Regions from separate parts of the Homo sapiens genome. Here region 2 is linked to region 1. Evidence: chromatin loops called from intact Hi-C (ENCODE). Cell type or tissue: heart right ventricle. All regions are shown on one strand. Links, peaks and the distances in the headings refer to the core of each region. The heading gives the core; the rest is flanking DNA. Region 1 has its middle 66 kb from the start of FRMD1. Region 2 has its middle 6.3 kb from the start of DACT2.

Region 1 (9,043 bases), core at 249-8,248:
CTTATTTCACTTAAAAATGACTTGCAGTTCCATCCATTGTTGCAAATGACAGGATCTCATTCTTTTTTAAGGCTGAATAGTACTCCATAGTGTATATGTACCATGTTTTCTTTATTCATTCATTTGCTGATGGACAACTTGATTACTTCTCAATGTTGGCTATTGTGAATAGTGCTGCCATAAACATGGGAGCTGAGATATCTTTTCGATATGCGGATTTCCTTTGTTTTGGGTATTTCCTTTGTTTTGGGTATATACCTAGGAGTGGGACTGCTGGATCCTATGGCAGCTCTATTTTTAGTTTTTTGAGGCAATTCCAAATTATTCTCCAAAGTAGTTGTACTAATTTACTTTCCCACCAACAGTGAAAAAGGGTTCAATTTTCTTCACATCCTCATCAGCATTTGTTATTGCCTGTCTTTTGGATAAAAGCCATTTTAACTGGGGTGAGATGGTATCTCATTGTAGTTTTACTGCATTTCTCTGATGATCAATGATGTTGATTGAGCACCTTTTGATATGCCTGTTTGTCATTCATATGTCTTCTTTTCTATGTCTACTCAGATCTTTAGCCCACTTTTTAATAGAATTTTTAGATTATTTCCTATAGAGTTGTTTGAACTCCTTATACATTCTGGCTATTAATCCCTTATCAGGTGGGTAGTTTGAAAATCTTTTCTTCCATTCTGTGGGTTGTCTCTCTGTTGATTGTTTCCTTTGCTGCATAAAAGCTTTTTAACTTGATGTGATCCCATTTGTCCATTTTTGCTTTGGTTACCCTTGCTGTGGGGTATTACTCAAGAATTTTTTGCCCAGACCAATGTCCTGGAGAATTTCCCCAAGGTTTTATTTTAGTAATTTCATCGTTTGAGGTCTTAGATTTAAGCCTTTAATTCATTTTGATTTTTTTTTTTTGCATATGGTGAGAGATAGGGGTCTAGTTTCATTCTTCTGCATGTGGATATCCAGTTTTCCCAGCACCAATTATTGAAGAGAATGTCTTTTCTCCAATGTATGTTCTTGGCACCTTTGTCAAAAATGAGTTCCTTGTAGGTGTGTGGATTTGTTTCTGGGTTCTGTATTCTTTTCTGATGGTCTATGTATCTATTTTTATGCCAGTACCATTCTGATTACCACAGTCCTATCATATAATTTGAAGTCAGGTAATGTAATTCCTTCAGTTTTGTTCTTTTTACTTAGGATAGCTCAGGCTGTTCTGGGTCTCTTGTGATTCCATATAAATTTTAGGTTTTTTTCTATTTCTGTGAAGAATGTCATTGATACTTTGATAGGGATTGCACTGAACCTGTAGATTGCTTTGGGTAGTATACATATTTTAACCATATTGATTCTTCCAATCCATGAACATGAAATAGCCTTCAATTTTGTGTGTCCCCTTCAGTTTCTTCCGTGAATGTTTTATAGTTTTCATTGTAGAGATCTTTCACTTCTTTAGTTAATCCCTAGGATTTAAATTTTATTTGTAGCTATTATAAACAGGATTGCTTTCTTGATTTATATTTCAGATTATTCTGTTAGCATATAGAAATTCTACTGATTTTTGTATGTTGATTTTGTTGTATCCTGCAACTTTACTGAATTTCTTGATCAGTTCTAATAGTTTTTGGGTGGAGTTCTTTTTCCTTACAAATATAAGGTCATATCATCTGCAAACAAGGATAATTTGACTTCTTCCTTTCCAATTTTGATGTTCTTTATTTTTTTCTCTTGTCTGATTGCTCCAGCTAGGACTTACAGTACTATGTGGAGTAACAGTAGTGAAAGTGGGCATCCTTTCCGTGACCTAGATCTTAGAGGAAAGGCTTTCAGTTTTTCCCCAATCAGTATGATGCTACCTGTGGATCTGTTGTATACGGTTTTTGTTATGTTGAGGTATATTTCTTCTATACCTAATTTCTTAAGGGTTTTTATCATGAAGAGAAGTTGAATTATATCAAATTCTTTTTCAGCATCAATTGAAATGATCATACGGTTTTTATCCTTCTTTCTGTTGATCTGATGTATCACATTGATTGATTTTCATATGCTAAACCATTCTTGCATCCCTGGGATAAATCCCAATTGGTCATGATGAATGATCTTTTTAATGTGTTGTTGAATTTGGTTTGCTAATATTTCGTTGAGGATTTTTGCATAAATATTCATCAGTGATATTGGCCTGTAGATTTTTTTAAAATCTGTCTGTGTGGTTTTGGTATTAGGGTAATATTGGCCTCATATGATGAGTTTGGAAGTATTTCCTCCTTCTGTGCTTTTTGGAAATAGTTTGAGAAGGATTGGTATTAGTTCGTCTCTAAATGTTTGGTAGAATTCAGGAATGAAATAATCAGATCTTGGGCTTTTCTTCTCTGGGAGACTTTTTATTATGGCTTCAATCTCATTACTTGTTATTGGCTAGTTGAGCTTTTGGATTTCTTCATGGTTCAGTCTTGGTAGGTTGTATGTATCTAGGAGTTTATCCATTTCTTCTAGATTATCCAATTTATTGGCATATAGTTGCTCATAGTAGCCATTAATGATACTTTGAATTTCCATGGTATCAATTGTAATGTCTCATTTTTCATCTTTGATTTTTCTTATTTGGGTCTTCTCTCTCTTTTTCTTTGTGTGGTTAAAGGTTTGTCAATTTGTTTATCTTTTCAAAGACCCACCTTTTAGTTTCATTGATCTTTTGCCTTGTTTTTTTCATTTGAATTTCATTTATTTCTGCTCTGATCTTCATTATTTCTTTTCTACTAACTCTGGGTTTGGTTTGCTCTTGCGTTTCTAGTTTTTAAGGTGCATTGTTAGGTTATTTATATGAAAGTTTTCTTCTTCTTTGATGTAGACACTTATAGCTATAAACTTCCCTGTTAGTATTGCTTTTGCTGTTTCCCAAAGGTTTTGGCATATTGGGTTTCCATTATCATTTGTTTCAAGGAATGAATTATTGAATTTCCTTCTTACCTCTTTATTGACTCCCTGGTCATTCAGAAGCATATGGTGTTTGTATAATTTCCATGTGTTTGTATAGTTTCCCAAGTTCCTCTTGTATTGATTTCTATTTTTTTTTGTCCATTATCATCAGAGAGAAGATGCTTGATATTATTTCCTTTTTTATTAATGTTTTAAGACTTGTTTTGTGACCTAACACATGATCTATCCTTGAGACTGATCCATGTGTTGAGGAAAATAATGTGTATTCTGCAGCCTTTGGATGAAATGTTCTGTTAATATCTATTAGATCTATTTGGTCTTTAGTGCAGATTAAGTCCAATGTTTTCTTTATTGATTTTCTGTCAGGAAGATCTATCCAATGATGGATGAGAGGTATTGAAGTCTCCAGGTATTATTGTATTGGGATCTATCTCTCTTTATCTCTAATAATATTTGCTTTATATATCTGGGTACTCCATAGTTGGGTGCCTATATATTTAAAATTATTATATTTTCTTGCTGAATTGACCCCTTTGTCATTATGTAATGACTTTCTTTGTCTCTTCTTATAGTTTTTGTCTCAAAATATACCCGGTATTTCATGTAAGTATAACTACTCTTGCTCTTTTTTGGTTTCCATTGACACAGAATATCTTTTTCCATCCATTTATTTTTAGTCTGTGTGTGTCTTTATAGGTGAAGTGTGTTTTTTTTTTTTCAGGCCACAGATCATCAGGTCTTGTTTTTGTTATCCATTCAGCCAATCTATGTCTTTTGATTGGAGAGTTTAATCCATTTCCATTTAATGTTATTATTGATAAGAAAGAGCTTACTCCTGCCATTTCATTGTTTTCTGTTTCATTTCTTTCTTGTTTTCTCCTCTGTAGTTTCTTTTCCTTCTTTCGTTCCTTCCTGTCTTCCTTTTAATGAAGGTGACTTTCTCTGGTGGTATAATTTAATTTCTTTCTTTTTATTTTTTGTGTATCTGTGGTATGTTTTTTGATTTGTGATTACCATGAGGCTTGATATCTTATAACCCATTATTTTAAGCCGATAACAACTTAGCACTGCTTTCATTAACAAACAAACTAACAAGCAAAAAGAAAGCTAATAAGAACTCCACACTTTAATCTTGTTCCCTACTTTTTAACTTTTCATTGTTTCTATTTATATCTTACTGTCTGGTCTATGTCTTGAAAAGTTGTTGTAGTTATGATTTTTGGTTGATCTATTTTTTAGTCTTTCTACTTAAGATGAGACCACAGTTACGGTGGTATAATATTCTGTGTTTTTCTGTTTACTTACTATTACCACTAAGTTTTGTACCTTCAGGTGATTTCTTATTGCTCATTAACATCCTTTTCTTTCTGATTGAATTATTCCCTTTAGTATGTCTTGTAGGACAGGTCTGGTATTAATGAAATCCCTCAGCTTTTGTTTGTCTGGGAAAGTCTTTATTTCTCCTTCACGTTTAGAGGACGTTTTTGCTGGACATACTGTTCTAAGGTAGAATCTTTTTCTTTCAGCATTTTAAATATGTCATGCCACTCTCTCCTGGCCTGTAAGGTTTCCACTAAAAAGTCTGCTGCCAGATGCATTGGAGCTCCATTGTATGTTATTTGTTTCTTTTCTCTGCTGCTTTTAGGGTCCTTTCTTTATCCTTGACCTTGGAGAGTTTGATTCTTAAATGCCTTGAGGTAGTCTTTAGGTTAAATCTGGTTAGTGTTCTATAACTTTCTTGTATTTGGACATTGATATCTTTCTCTAGGTCTAGGAATTTCTCTGTTATTATCTCTTTGAATAAACTTTCTACTCCTGTCTCTTTCTTTACCTCCTCTTTAAGGCCAACGACTCTTAGATGTTCTCTTTTGAGGCTATTTTCTAAATCTTGTAGGCATGCTTCATTCTTCTTTGTTCTTTTATTTGGTTTCCTCTGACTGTGTATTTTCAAATAGTCTGCTTCAAGCTCACTAATTCTTTCTTCTGGTTGATTGATTCTGCTGTAAAGAGACTCTGACACATTCTTCAGTATGTCAATTGAATTTTTCAACTCCAGATTTTCTGCTTGAATCTTTTTAATAATTTTAGTTATTTCAATCCCTTTGCTAAATTTGCCTGATAGAATTATGAGTTCCTTCTCTGTGTTATCTCAAATTTCTTTGAGTTTCCTCAAAACAGCTATTTTGAATTCTTTCTCTAAAAGGTCACATATCTGTTTCTCCGGAATAGGTCCCTGGTGGCTTATTTAGTTTGTTTGGTGAGGTCACGTTTTCTTGGATGGTCTTGATGCCTGTGAACGTTCATTGGTGTCTGGGCATTGAAGAGATAGGTATTTATTATAGACTTTGTTGTCTAGAGACAACAAAGGTACTGCCTTTGTGGTCTTGGATAAGATCTGGAAGAACTCTCTGGTTACCAGGGCAGAGACTCTTATTCTCTTCTCTTACTTTCTCCCAAACAAATGGAGTCTCTCTGTCTCTGTGCTGAGGCACCTGGAGCTGGGAGGAGGGTGACACAAGCACCCCTATGGCTACCACCACTGGGACGGCACTGGGTCAGACCTTAAGCCAGCACAGCACTGGGTTTTGCCCAAGGCCTGTTATAACCACTATCTGGCTACTGCCTATGTTTGCTCAAGGTCTTACGGCTCTGCAATCGGCAGGTGGTGAAGCCAGGCAGGCTTGTGTCCTTCCCTTCAGGGCAATGAGTTCTCCCAGGCCCCGGGCAGATCCAGAGATGCTATCCAGGAGCCAGGGATTGGAACAGAAAACCTTAGAAGTCTACCTGGCGTTGTATTCTGCCGTGGCTGAGCTGACACTCAGAACACAAGATGCAGTTCTTCCCCCTCTTCTTTGCCCTTTCTGCAGGGAGAGAAACTGCATCCTATGGCCACCACGACCACAGACCCACGGGAATACTGCCAGGCCGCTGCCAGTGCTCCCTTCAAGCCCAGGAACTCTTCAGTCAGCTTGTGGTGAATGCTGCCTGGCCTGGCACTCACCCTTTCAGGCAGGGGGCTCCCCTCTGGCCCAGGACAGGTCCAGAAATGCTGCCTGAGAGCCAAGGCCTGGAATTGAGACCCCAAGAGCCCGCTTGGTGCTCTGTCCCACTGTGGCTGAGCTGGGACCTAAGGTGCAAGACAAAGTCCCCTTTATTTTTTCTCTGTTTTTCTCAAGCAGAAGGAGTCTTGCCCTGTAGCCACCACAGCTGGGAATGTGCCAGGTCACACCTGAAGCCAGCACGTCTCTGAGTCTCACCCAAGGCCTGAAACTCCTGGGTATCTCTACCGCTCCTTCAGGGCCCAACGGCTCCTCTGTCAGTAGGTAATGGCTCCTACTTGGACCACGTCCTTCAACAGGGCACTTGTTGTTTTTTTTTTGTTTTGTTTTTTATCCTAAGACAGGGTCTTGCTCTGTTGCCCAGGCTGGAGTGCAGTGGCATGATCTTGGCTCACTACAACCTCCACCTCCCAGGTTCAAGCAACTCTCCTGCCTCAGGGCGGTGCTCTTGTGCTGAGACAGCTCTGGAAAGTGTGGAGTTTCCAGCTGGGCTGGGGCTTTTGCCCAACATGATCAGGCTGAGCTGGAGCAGCCTTGATCTCAGATGTGGGTCTATTCAAGGGCAGGTTCACCACGGTGCCAAGGAAAGATGCCTGAGGACACCTGAGTGGCCTCATTCTACACCTTCCTGATGGCAGTGGCCTCATTCTGCACCTCCTGATGGCAGTGGCCTCATTCTGCACCTTCCTGACGGCAGTGGCCTCATTCTGCACCTTCCTGACAGCAATGCAGCCCCCAACGGTGATCCATTTTTTCTGAATATGCAAAAAATATCAACTCCATAAAAGACTCGTGTCTAGTTAATAATCCAAACAGGATTGAGAAGTCCTGCTTTGGAAATGAGAAGAGAGGAAGTGTCCCCAGGGCTTCGGTCCTGGCAGGCATATCCATTATGGCTCCACTCGCTAAATGAACAGCCTGGCTCACAGCAGGCCCTAGACCATCCTAAACCCTTCCATTAATCAAATTGCTTGGATTAAATAGAACAGCAAAGCAGTGATCTTGAGAATGATCTAATAATATTGTGATTGCTTTGAAGATTAAGTGAAAATATCAAAGGAGGTTAACCTAATCTCCTTCCCACCCCAAATGTAAATATACAGTATTGGATTCCCACTGAGAACTGGGAACCTTTTGGGAGGTGGCTCCACTAATCACTCTTCCTGTGACAATCTAGAGAGCCTAATTAAAGATTCTAGGGGCTGGAGAACATTGGCTCTTGGGAACATGTGGGCAGCAGGAAACTGAGCTCTTTTGGAGTGGCTGTGATGGGCGTTCCCAGGCAGGACTGCCCACTTTCTCTGGGTGGACTGGATGGAAGCTTTGATAACCGCATGTGAAAAGCACTGCATCTATTTTTCTTCCTCTATACATTTTCTACCAGAGGTTCACGCAGACTCAGGGAGGTGGTTTCTATCGTGGAAGATCAGGTTTCCCAAATGGTGTGCAGAATATCCGGGACTCATTCTTCCAATCCTGCCTCATACAGACTGAGAACTTCTAATTCAAAATGCTTGGGACCAGAAGTGTTTCAGATTTCAGAGTTTTTTCAGACTTTTGAAATATTTGCATATACATAGTAAAATATCTTGAGGGTCCAGCACAAGTCTAAACATGAAATTCATGCATGCTTCATGTACGCCGTGTACACATAGCCCAAATGCATGCTTCATGTACACCTTATACACATAGCCTAGAGGTAAATTTATACATTTTACATCATTTGAGACATAAAACAAAATTCATGTACATCAAACCATCAGGAAGCAAAGGTGCCACTATCTCAGCCACATATACGGATAAGCTGGGAATATTTCACATCACCATCTCTCCTGGCTCTGAATTTATCTGCTACCAATAAGCAGTCCTTTCCTCACGCTTACTTACACAGAGTACGTGACAGTAAGGAACACTCCATCCCATTAAAACAGTGAAGAGTAACGAGTCCAGGGTTAGTAGCAGCATGGTGGCATCAGCCATCAGACAGCAGCTGCAGGGAACAGCGGCATCTTCAGTATCCACCAACAGTGCTGGGCTTGGTTAAAAGGTGACCATACGCTGGAGCCCCCTTGCTGAATAAACGGTGTGTTTTGCACCTGTGTTTTGACTGTGACCTGTCACATGAAGACAATGCAGAATTCTTTGCTTGTGGCGGCATATCTGTGCTACAAAATTTTGGGATTTTGAGCATTTCGGATTTTGAATTTTCAGGATGCTCAGCCTGTGGTAGACACTAAACTAATATTTGTCATGTTGAACACGCATGTGGTGAGTGCCGACTGCATCTGAAGCACATGCACAGACCACATGTGAAGTCTTGCCGACTTCAGAGTTCAGGAGCCTAGCAAGAGGTGAGAGAAACACAAACAACATAAGTCAAAAGTGACGTGATACGAGGTCAGGAGTTTGAGACCAGCCTGGCCAACATGGAGAAACCCCGTCTCCACTAAAAATAGAAAAATACAAAAATTAGCTGGGTGTGGTGACACATGCCTGTAGTCCCAGCTACTCAGGAGGCTGAGTCAGGAGAATCACTTGAACCCGGGAGGCAGAGGTTTCAGTGAGCCAAGATCGCACCACTGCACTCCATCCTGGGTGGGTGACAGAGTGAGACTCCATCTAAAAAAAAAAAAAAAAGTGATGTGATAGAAATACAGATTCCAAAAACGGGTTCCTGTCATAGGTGCTTTTTCGTCTCCAAGTCGAGAGTATCATGTTCCTTTCCAAATGACACGGATCATACAAGTTTAACACAGGCTTAGAGGTCTCCCAGCCCTGGAGTCTCCACGTGGAATCTCAGAATCACCGGGGGAACATGGAGCAGCCGCTGGCCCCAGCCCCACCCGGACCTGGCCCTGCTGGATGCATTTCCCACGGCTGTTGAAACAAATCACCTCAAACGCAGTGGCTTCTCCTGACCAGATGGAGTGGCGGATGTAGATGAGACATAGCACTATAAACCTCTCACACTGAAGGGGGTGTGGAACTAAGAAACGTGTTATGTGCTGCGCTTTGAAATGGGGAGAAGACTAGGGAAGCATTCTAGA
Region 2 (9,043 bases), core at 440-8,439, 180 kb after region 1:
GAAAAAACAATTCTTTCCCTGTTGAATTGTCTTGGGACCCTTGTTGAAAATCAGTTGATCCAGAAATCAGTTTCTGGTTTCTCAGTTCTGTTGCGTTGCAATATATGTCTATTCTTATGCCAGTACCACACTGTTTCAATCATTGTAGCCTTGTAATAAGTTTTGAAGTCAGGAAATGTGAGTCCTCCAATTTTTTCTTTTCCAAGATTGTTTTGGCTGATCTGTGTCTTTTGATTCTTTTTTCTTCTTCTTCTTCTTCTTCTTCTTCTTCTTCTTCTTCCTCTTCCTCTTCCTCTTCCTCTTCCTCTCCTTCTCCTTCTCCTTCTCCTTCTCCTTCTCCTTCTCCTTCTCCTTCTCCTTCTCCTTCTCCTTCTTCTTCTTCTTCTTCTTCTTCTTCCTCCTCCTTTTTGAGACAGGGCCTTACTCTGTTGCCCAGGCTGGAGTGCAGTGGTGCGATCTTGGCTCACTGCAACCTCCATCTCCTGGGCTCAAGCAATTCTCCTGCCTCAGCCTCCCAAGTAGCTGTGATTACAGGTACATGCCACCACGCCTGGCTAATTTTTGTATTTTTAGTAGAGATGGGGCTTGGCCATGTTGGCCAGGCTGGTCTCTAACTCCTGACCTCAGGTGATCCGCCTGCCTGGCCTCCCAAATTACAGGTGTGAGCTGCTACTCCTGGCCCGTGTCTTTTGATTTCTATATGAATTTTAGTATCAGCTTGTCAATTTCAGCAAAGAAGTCATCTGGGATTTGGATGGGAATTGCAACTAAATTTGTTTACCTATTGCAGGTATTGCTACCTTAAGATTAAATCTTCTGAACCATAAACATAGGATGTCTTTCCACTTATTTAGGTCTTCATTAATTTCTTTCGACAGTGCTTTGTAGTTTTCAGCATAGAAGTCTTGTACTTGCTTAATTTATTTCTAAGTATTTTATTATTTTTGACACAATTGTACATGGAATTGTTTTCTAGTTTTATTTTCAGAACATTCATTGTTAGTGTATAAAAATTAAATATTGATTGGAAGGCCAGGCATAGTGGCACACACCTGTAATCCCAGCACTTTGGGAGGCAGAGGCACGTGGATCATTTGAGCTGAGGCATTCCAGAGCAGCCTGGGTAACATGGCAAAACCCTGCCTCTACCAAAAATACAAAAATAGCCAGGGTATGGTGGCATGCACCTGTAGTTTCAGCTACTCAGGAGGGAGGCTGAGGCTAGAGGATCCATTGAACCCAGGAGGTCATGGTTACAGTGAGCTGTGTTTGCACCACTGAACTCCAGCCAGACAACAGAGTGAGACCCTGTCTCAAAAAGAAAAAAAAAGATTCTTGTATATTGATTCCTACAACTCTGCTGAACTTGTTTATTAGTTCTAATAGTTGTGTGTGTGTGTGGGTGTGTGTGTGTGCATGTGAATTTATTTGTACTTTCTACCTAGAAGCTCATGTCATCTGGAAATAGAGACAGTTTTACTGCTTTCTTTCCAGGATGGGTACCTTTTACTTCTTTTACCTGCCAAGTTGTTCTGGCTACAACATCTAACACCATGTTGAACAGAAAGGGCCAAAGAAAACATTCAGTCTTTCCTGTTAAGTATGACGTCAGCTGTGGGTTTGTCTTAGATGCCTTTTAAAGATAGAGAGAGATGAAGATAGTGACAGAGAGAGAGACAGACTGGAGGTGAGCCCTTTATCAGTTATGTCTTCTCCCTGTATGTGAGCTCTCTGAATCGTGTCCTTTGGTAAACAGAAGGTCTTAATTTTTACATAGTCTTATTTATTATTAATCTTTTTGTGCCCTTTTGAAGAAATGTTTACTCACCCAGGTTATTGAAGACATTACCTAATGCTGTCTTCTAGAAACCTTATCATTTTGCCTTTCTTATCTAGATCTATAATCCACCCAGAATGGCTTTTCATGTGCTGTATTTGGAGGAGGTGTCACAATTTACTTGTTTTTAAGCACATATTCCAGTGCAATATTTATTGAAAAATCTTGTCCTTTTTGAACTCTTGCATGTTGCCGCCACCTTTGTCCTGAGTAAAATATCTGTGTGTTTTCCGGAATGTTCTGGGTCTTAGTCTCCATGTGGCTAGTGCATCTGTCTGTTCTTGCACTTGTCATAATTGTTTTGTCTTTAAAAGAAATGCTGATATTTTGTAGAGCAAGTTCTCCCACCATATTTTTCAAGGGTGTCTTGAATATCTTTGGTACTTTGCTATATTACATAAAATTTAGAATCAGCAAGGAAATAAATACCAGAAGTCTACTGTATTTTGATAAGACTCCATTGACTCTGTAGTCCATCCGGGGAGAAATTACATCTTTACAATCTTGAACATTCTATTACTAATCCACAGACAAGGAATACCCCTTTATTTATAAAAGTTTTCTTCTTTTTCTTAATACTTTTAGGTTCAGGATACATAGGCAGATTTGTTGTATAGGTGAATTGCATGCCACAGGGATTTGGCATACAGATTATTTTGTCACCCGGGTAATAAGCATAGCACTGGATATATAGTTTTTCCTTCCTCACCCTTCTCCCACCCTCTACTCTCAAATCGGCCTTGGGGCCTGTTGTCTTCTTTATGTGCGCGTGTATCTGATGTTTAGCTCTCACTTGTAAGTGAGAACATGTGGTATTTGGTTTTCTGTTCCTGTATGAGTTCACTTAGGATAATGGCCTCCAGCTCTGTCCATGTTGCTGCAAAGGACATGATCTAGTTCTTTTTTATGTCTGCGTAGTGTTTCATGGTATGTATGTACATAGACGTTTCTTTTAATATCTCTAATTATTATTTTATAATTTTCTGTATAGAAAGATGTGGCAGTCTTGTAGAACTCTCATTAGATTTGTCCCTACTTTCTTCTCCTTCTCCTTCTCCTTCTTCTTCTTTTCTGATGCTATTGTTACCAGAAAAGCAGTCTTGATTCAGACCCCAAGAGAGAGTTCTTGGATCCCATGCAGGAAGGAATTCAAGGTGAGTGGCAGAGTGCAGTGAAAGAAGCAAGTTTCTTAGATACTACTCCATTGCAGAGTTTGAGTTTGATGTCCTCATACAGCAAGTGGAGGAATTCACCTCTTCATTTTAAGTTTTTCTGATATAGGGTCTTGCTATGTAAAGTCTATGCTAAGCTGTGACTATATGTGGGTGGGCTGACAGCAGGACAGAATTATTCTGTTGATTTAAAGAAAACTATTCTTGACATTTCAGTATGTAAGTACGTCGGAGCATTACTATAATTATCTTGAAGGCATATGTTGTTACAGGTATTGGGACACCTGGACTTTCTGTTGTGGTAGGAGTTTGTCTTGCAGGCATGACCGAGCTGTTTCCTTAGCTGTAAACATCTTAGGACCGTGAGGCAGGATGGCAGTTGGTTTTAAAATGGCGTTACACTGGCTCTCCTGGGCTCCTGATTCCCTAATGCTATTGCCAGTTACCTTTTAAAAATTCATTTTATTTTGGTTGATGATAGATAAAAATACCAACAAAGAATCTAACAACTTTGCTAAACTCATTTTTTCATTTGAATCATTTATCTAGAGATTCTTTGGGATTTTTTTCCATATACATTCATATCATCTGAGATTAATGGCAGTTTTATGTCTTTATTTCTGACCCTTAAATCTTTTATTCATTTTTCTTGCTTTATTTTAGTGGCTAGCGCCCCAAAGAGAATGTTGAATGGTGATGCTATCATGCTTCCTTTTCCATGTGTCACTTTCAAGGACAGTGGGAAGCTTTTCAATATTTCATCACTGAGACGATGGTGTGTGTGCTTTGAAGATGCCCTTTATGAGATTAATAAAATAATCATCTGTTCCTAGAATGATGTTGAATTTTATCAAAGGTATTTTCTAAGATATTGAGGGAATTAAAATATTTTTCTCCTTTTTTCCCTATTTATTTCATAAATTATGCTGATTGATTTGCAAATATAAAGCCAACCCTGCATTTCTGGAATAAATCAACCTGGTTATGACATATTGTCCCACTTATATATTGCTAGATTTAGTTGGGTAGTATTTGGTTTTAAAGTTTTGCATCTATATTCCCAAGGAGATTAGCTCATAATTCTCCTTTCTTGTCTTTTTCAAGTTTTCGGAATCAATAGTATGCTGACCTCATAGAGTGAAAGCATTCCCTCTTTTGATAGTCTATGCGAAGATGTGTGTAAGCCCCATGCCGTTTTATTCTTAAATATTTGGCAGAATTTGTTAATGAAGCCATCTCTACCTGGGATTTTTGTGTGTGAAAATTTTAATTTTGAATACAAGCTTTTAAATAGTTGTTTGATTATTCAGACTTTTTATTTTTTCATGTCAGTTTGTTGCAGATGTATTATTCCATAGGGTTTTCTTCCTTTTGTCCATGTTTTCAAGTGTGCTGGCGTCATGACCTGAGCTAGTATCTTCAGATGTCTTGTAATCTGCCGTGATACCTCCTCACATTTTTTCTATCATTGGTTATTTGTGCTCTCTCTACATTTTGGCAACGGTTTCACAGTTTTATCAGTTTCTCAGAGAAAGAGCTATTGGCTTTGGTGGTCCTCTCTGTTGGTGTCTGCTTTCTAACTCATCCACGCGTGCTGTTTTCCTTCTCAACTTCCTTCTGCCTATTTTCTGTGGGCGTGCTTCACTGGATTATTTCCTCTAATGTCTTAAAATGAGTTTTTGGCTTGCTGGCTTCTCTCTCCCTTATCGGCATAGCTCAGCCCTCATTGGTGGTCGTCAGGAGCTTGTTACTGGGTAAATATTGGGTCCTCTGTATCTTAGATTGTGTCATAGCATTGACTTGGAGGAGAACCGTGGGACCACTGCCTGCATGAACTGTGTCTCCTTCAGAGCTGTCTGGGGTAAAGGATGTAACTAGCTCTGTTAGCGTAGCCTCCAGAGGAAAGGCACTGATGCAATCTCAGTTTGAGTCCTAGAATGTGAGCTTGGTCAGGAATTCCAGTGATTGCATAGTCCTTTGTTCTGCCGTTGTCCCCTGTTCAGAAGGTCACAGGCAAAAAAACAGGTCTGGAAAAGTTAGACTTGGTTTATTTGTCTCAATCGTACTCTCCCCTTTTGTCATATAAATTTATGTTGATTGTAGGATGTGCTGGATTTTTTGCACTCTCTCTCCTTTTCTCTCTCTCTCTCACACACACAAGATGACATGCACTATCACAGGTGCCTCTGAGAAAGAGTTTGGGCTCAGGGAACATTTTTGAGGCCTCCACAAGGAGGACTAAGGGTCTTCACACTGATTTGTAGGAAGGTCCCACCTCACTTCCAGATTGTGGCAATTTTACAATTTTACCAGCTTTCCGACTCCTTCACCCCACCTCCTGTTTCACTGGTCCTACCATTTACTTACCATAAACTTGGAATCTTTGCCCATTTTATCAGAGCTTTGTTTTTCTCTCCCTACAACGATAAAGAATCCCTCTTGGTGAAGGGAGGTCGGATTTTTCCTCTTCACGACTTCAACTGATTGGATGAGGGCCTCCCACATCAGGGAGGACAATTTGCTTTACTCAGAGTCCACCGATGTAAATGTTAATCTTATCTGAAAACGCCCTCACAGAAACATCCGGAATAACATTGGACCAAATGCCTGTGGCTCAGCAGGCATTAGGTTGACACATAAAATTAATCATCACACTCAGCATTTGGTAAACTTCAACATGAAAGGAGCTTTGTTCTTTGACTCTAGAAAAATTCTTCTCTATTTCTTTGATAATTTCTCCTTTTTATTTATCTCTTCTGTCTCCTTATTGCAACATTTTAATTCTCGTTTGGACTTCCATGATTAAGCCTTTCTGATTTTATTTTTTCTGTCATATTTCCTATCTTACTTTTTGTTTTTGAATATTTTGTTCAATTTTGGCTTCCAGCACTTCTATTATTTTATTGATCATATTTTTAATTTTTAATAGGTCTTTGTTAGCCTCTGGGTCACGTTCATATTTTACAATTTTTTATTTTCTGGATGCAATCGCTTCTTGAATCTCTCTCTGAATACTAATTTTGTTTGTATTTTCTAAATTACCCATGTTGTGTGATGTCTGCTTTTCTGTTTCTCTACCTTTGACTTTCTTTTCAAGGCTCACATAGTTAGGCGTGCGTCTCCTTCTCATGTCCCTCTTAAACTCCACAGAGGTGACAGCAAGTCCAGCTCTGAGGGACAGGCCTTCTCCCCTCCTTTTCTTTGATCATCATCAGAGGTTCCTAAAGTACACAATTTAGTCAATTACTACGTATCGCATAACCGTTACAGTTATAATTTGGAATACTACATAGCAATGAAGAAAATGTTTATAAGATGCCAAGTGCCAGGAAGAAGAAACCGCATGTAAAATTGTAACTACATTATGACTATAAGTACATGTAAAGCGTGCATGCCTGTCAGCAGGGTCCATTTAGAGGCATAAGAGAATTGAAACATTTTTTTTTGTAAGTTTACTGTGGCTGTGGGTCACTTTCTCTATTGAGTTAAGTTACTTTCTTGTTGATCAATTTACTTGTGCAGTAAGCCAACATTAATACACACACGATTTATCAAATTAGAAAACTTCCTTCTCCCCAATCAGATTGGCAGAGATCAAAAAGAATAACCATAATAATAACACTCATTGCTAGGGAGGAAATGTACCCTCTTGCAACAGACTGCTAGTGGGACTGCAAATCAGGAGAAAATTCCTAGAGGGCAATTCCGCAGAACGGTCAAAAGCCTTAAAATGAACATGCTCCATGATTCACTTCTAGCAATGTATTCTAAAGAACCAATCAGCGGAACATTCTAAGATGACTCTATAAGGCTGCTTATTTGAACACTCTTTATAACTGCAAAATTTGGAAGCAATCTATGTAAGTACTTGGTTGAATAAATCATGATATATATGTAGAATAAATGAGATTATTAAAACTGGTGCTCCAGAGAGTGATTTTTGGTCTTTAACCACTGTTTATAAGGATACAACGTCATTAAATAAATAAATAAATAAACATTACTGTTGGTTAAATATTAGCCATTAAACACCTGATATGTTTAGGCTTTGTGGCCCCACCCAAACCTCATCTTGACTTGTAATCCCCAGGTGTTGGTGGGAGGTGATTGGATCATGGGGTTTCCCCCATGCTGTTTTCATGATAGTGAGTGGGTTCTCACAAGAGCTGATGGTTTTATAAGTGGCTGGAAGTTCCTTCATTAACTCTTCTCTCCCCTGCCACCTTGTGAAGAAAGGGCTGCTTCCCCTTCCATCATGATCGTAAGTTTCCTGAGGCCTCCCCAGCCATGTGGAACTGTGAGTCAATTAAATCTCTTTTGTTTATAAATTACCCAGTCTTGGGTAGTATCTTTATAGCAGTGTAAAAACAGACTAATACCACATCAATAGCAAACTTCTTGAAAATACCGAGCTCCAACTAAGCAGTGTGCTATGGACTGGAATCGTCCAATGACCTCTCAGCCCTGGGTCACCAGGAGCCCTTGTTCTGCCTGCTCCACTGCAGGGATCCCCAACAGGCCCTCCTGCTCCTGTGCTTTCCCCAACATGGCCTGTTTTGAACACAACAGTGGGTGTCAGACCTTGTCACTTCTCTGCTCAAAACCCTGGCATGGCCCCCAGCTTCACGCAGAGAAAAGCTGTAGGTTATGATGGCCCTTGAGACCCTCTTCCTTCGGACCCCTTCTCCTCCCCTTGTCTCATCTCACTCCCTGCATCTGCTGTTTCTCAGATGCCCGAGACCTTTGCACATGCTGTGCCCTCTTCTGGGAGGGCTCCCGTCCACCCTGCAGCCTTCTGAGCCCTCCCTCCATGCTGTGCCCTCTCACCTCCATGCTGTGCCCTCTCACCTCCATAATGTGCCCTCTTCCGGGAGGGCTCCCATCCACCCTGCAGCTTCCTGAGCCCTCCCTCCATGCTGTGCCCTCTCACCTCCATGCTGTGCCCTCTTCTGGGAGGGCTCCCATCCACTCTGTGCCTCCTGAGCCCTCCCTCCATGCGGTACCCTCTCACCTCCATGCTGTGCCCTATCACCTCCATGCTGTGCCCTCTTCTGGGAGAGCTCCTGTCCACCCTGCAGCCTCCTGAGCCCTCCCTCCATGCTGTGCTCTCTCACTTCCATGCTGTGCCCTCTTCTGGGAGGGCTCCCGTCCACCCTGCAGCCTCCTGAGCCCTCCCTCCATGCTGTGCCCTCTCAGCTCCATGCTGTGCCCTCTTCTGGGAGGGTTCCCGTCCACTCTGCAGCCTCCTGAGCCCTCACCTGCACTGTTGTTTTCACAGCACATTATCTCCTCGCATACTTCATAGTTTGCCTTTTTAAAATGATGATTACTCCTTGTTTGTCCTTCCCCACTAGACTGTAAGAGTGGTGCGATTAGAGACCTTTAGTTTTTTTACTGGTGTATTTTAGACACTTAGAACAATATACCTGGTTTGAGGTAGCTGTCTAGTAATACTTGCTGCATAAAGACATGGTAATTGGTTCGTCATTGAGCTCAAAGAACAATTAAAAACTGCACCGTGGTCTTTTAAATCATCTCCTGTGTTGCATAATTTTTTAAATATTATGAAGTGTTTTTATTACAAAATAATATACAATATGCAATAGATATTAAGGAAAATTTGATGTCTTCTCTCCGTCGTCCTTGAGTCAAGTCTTCCTTACATATTTTATTGTGTAGTCTTTCACAAATCTATCTCTCTCTCTATCTACCTATTATCTATCACTTCTGTACTCACACTATACACTCATACTGTACATATAACTCTATAGTTTCATCTTTTAATAAAAAATAAACATTTTAATAAAAAATCATAAACTTTTAATAAAAAGTTTCCTTACGTGATATACTTCAATCATTTTTCTACTGATGAACATTCAGTTGCTGGTTTTCTCCCACTATGTATAGCAATGCTACCAAGCACATACGTATCGCCTTAGTGCCGTCGGTTTTATTGCCATAGGCTGTATTCTCTAAGATGGGATTCCTGATGTCAGTGGGCATGTGTAGTTTTATTTTATTATTGTGCAATTAT

What was found. Hi-C counts contacts between places; a loop is a spot of excess contacts. Peaks named below come from ENCODE experiments on the same cell type or tissue, not always from the same donor. Only the 100,000 strongest peaks of a DNase experiment are listed, where the experiment ranks them.
Region 2: a loop joins it to region 1, with 2.7 times the contacts of the local background. A loop is called at or near these places in 3 of 110 quality-filtered maps.

The regions. Positions count from the first base shown.
Region 1 is chr6:168,140,360-168,149,402 of GRCh38, forward strand. No RefSeq gene overlaps it. Among named protein-coding and RNA genes, the nearest start is that of FRMD1, 66 kb to the left of the region's middle. In heart right ventricle, for the core only: no CTCF peak of the experiment used is centred there; no DNase peak of the experiment used is centred there; H3K27me3 peaks cover 1,323 bases.
Region 2 is chr6:168,321,557-168,330,599 of GRCh38, forward strand. No RefSeq gene overlaps it. Among named protein-coding and RNA genes, the nearest start is that of DACT2, 6.3 kb to the left of the region's middle. RefSeq lists a silencer at 970-1,138. In heart right ventricle, for the core only: no CTCF peak of the experiment used is centred there; no DNase peak of the experiment used is centred there; H3K27ac peaks cover 1,210 bases; H3K27me3 peaks cover 3,602 bases.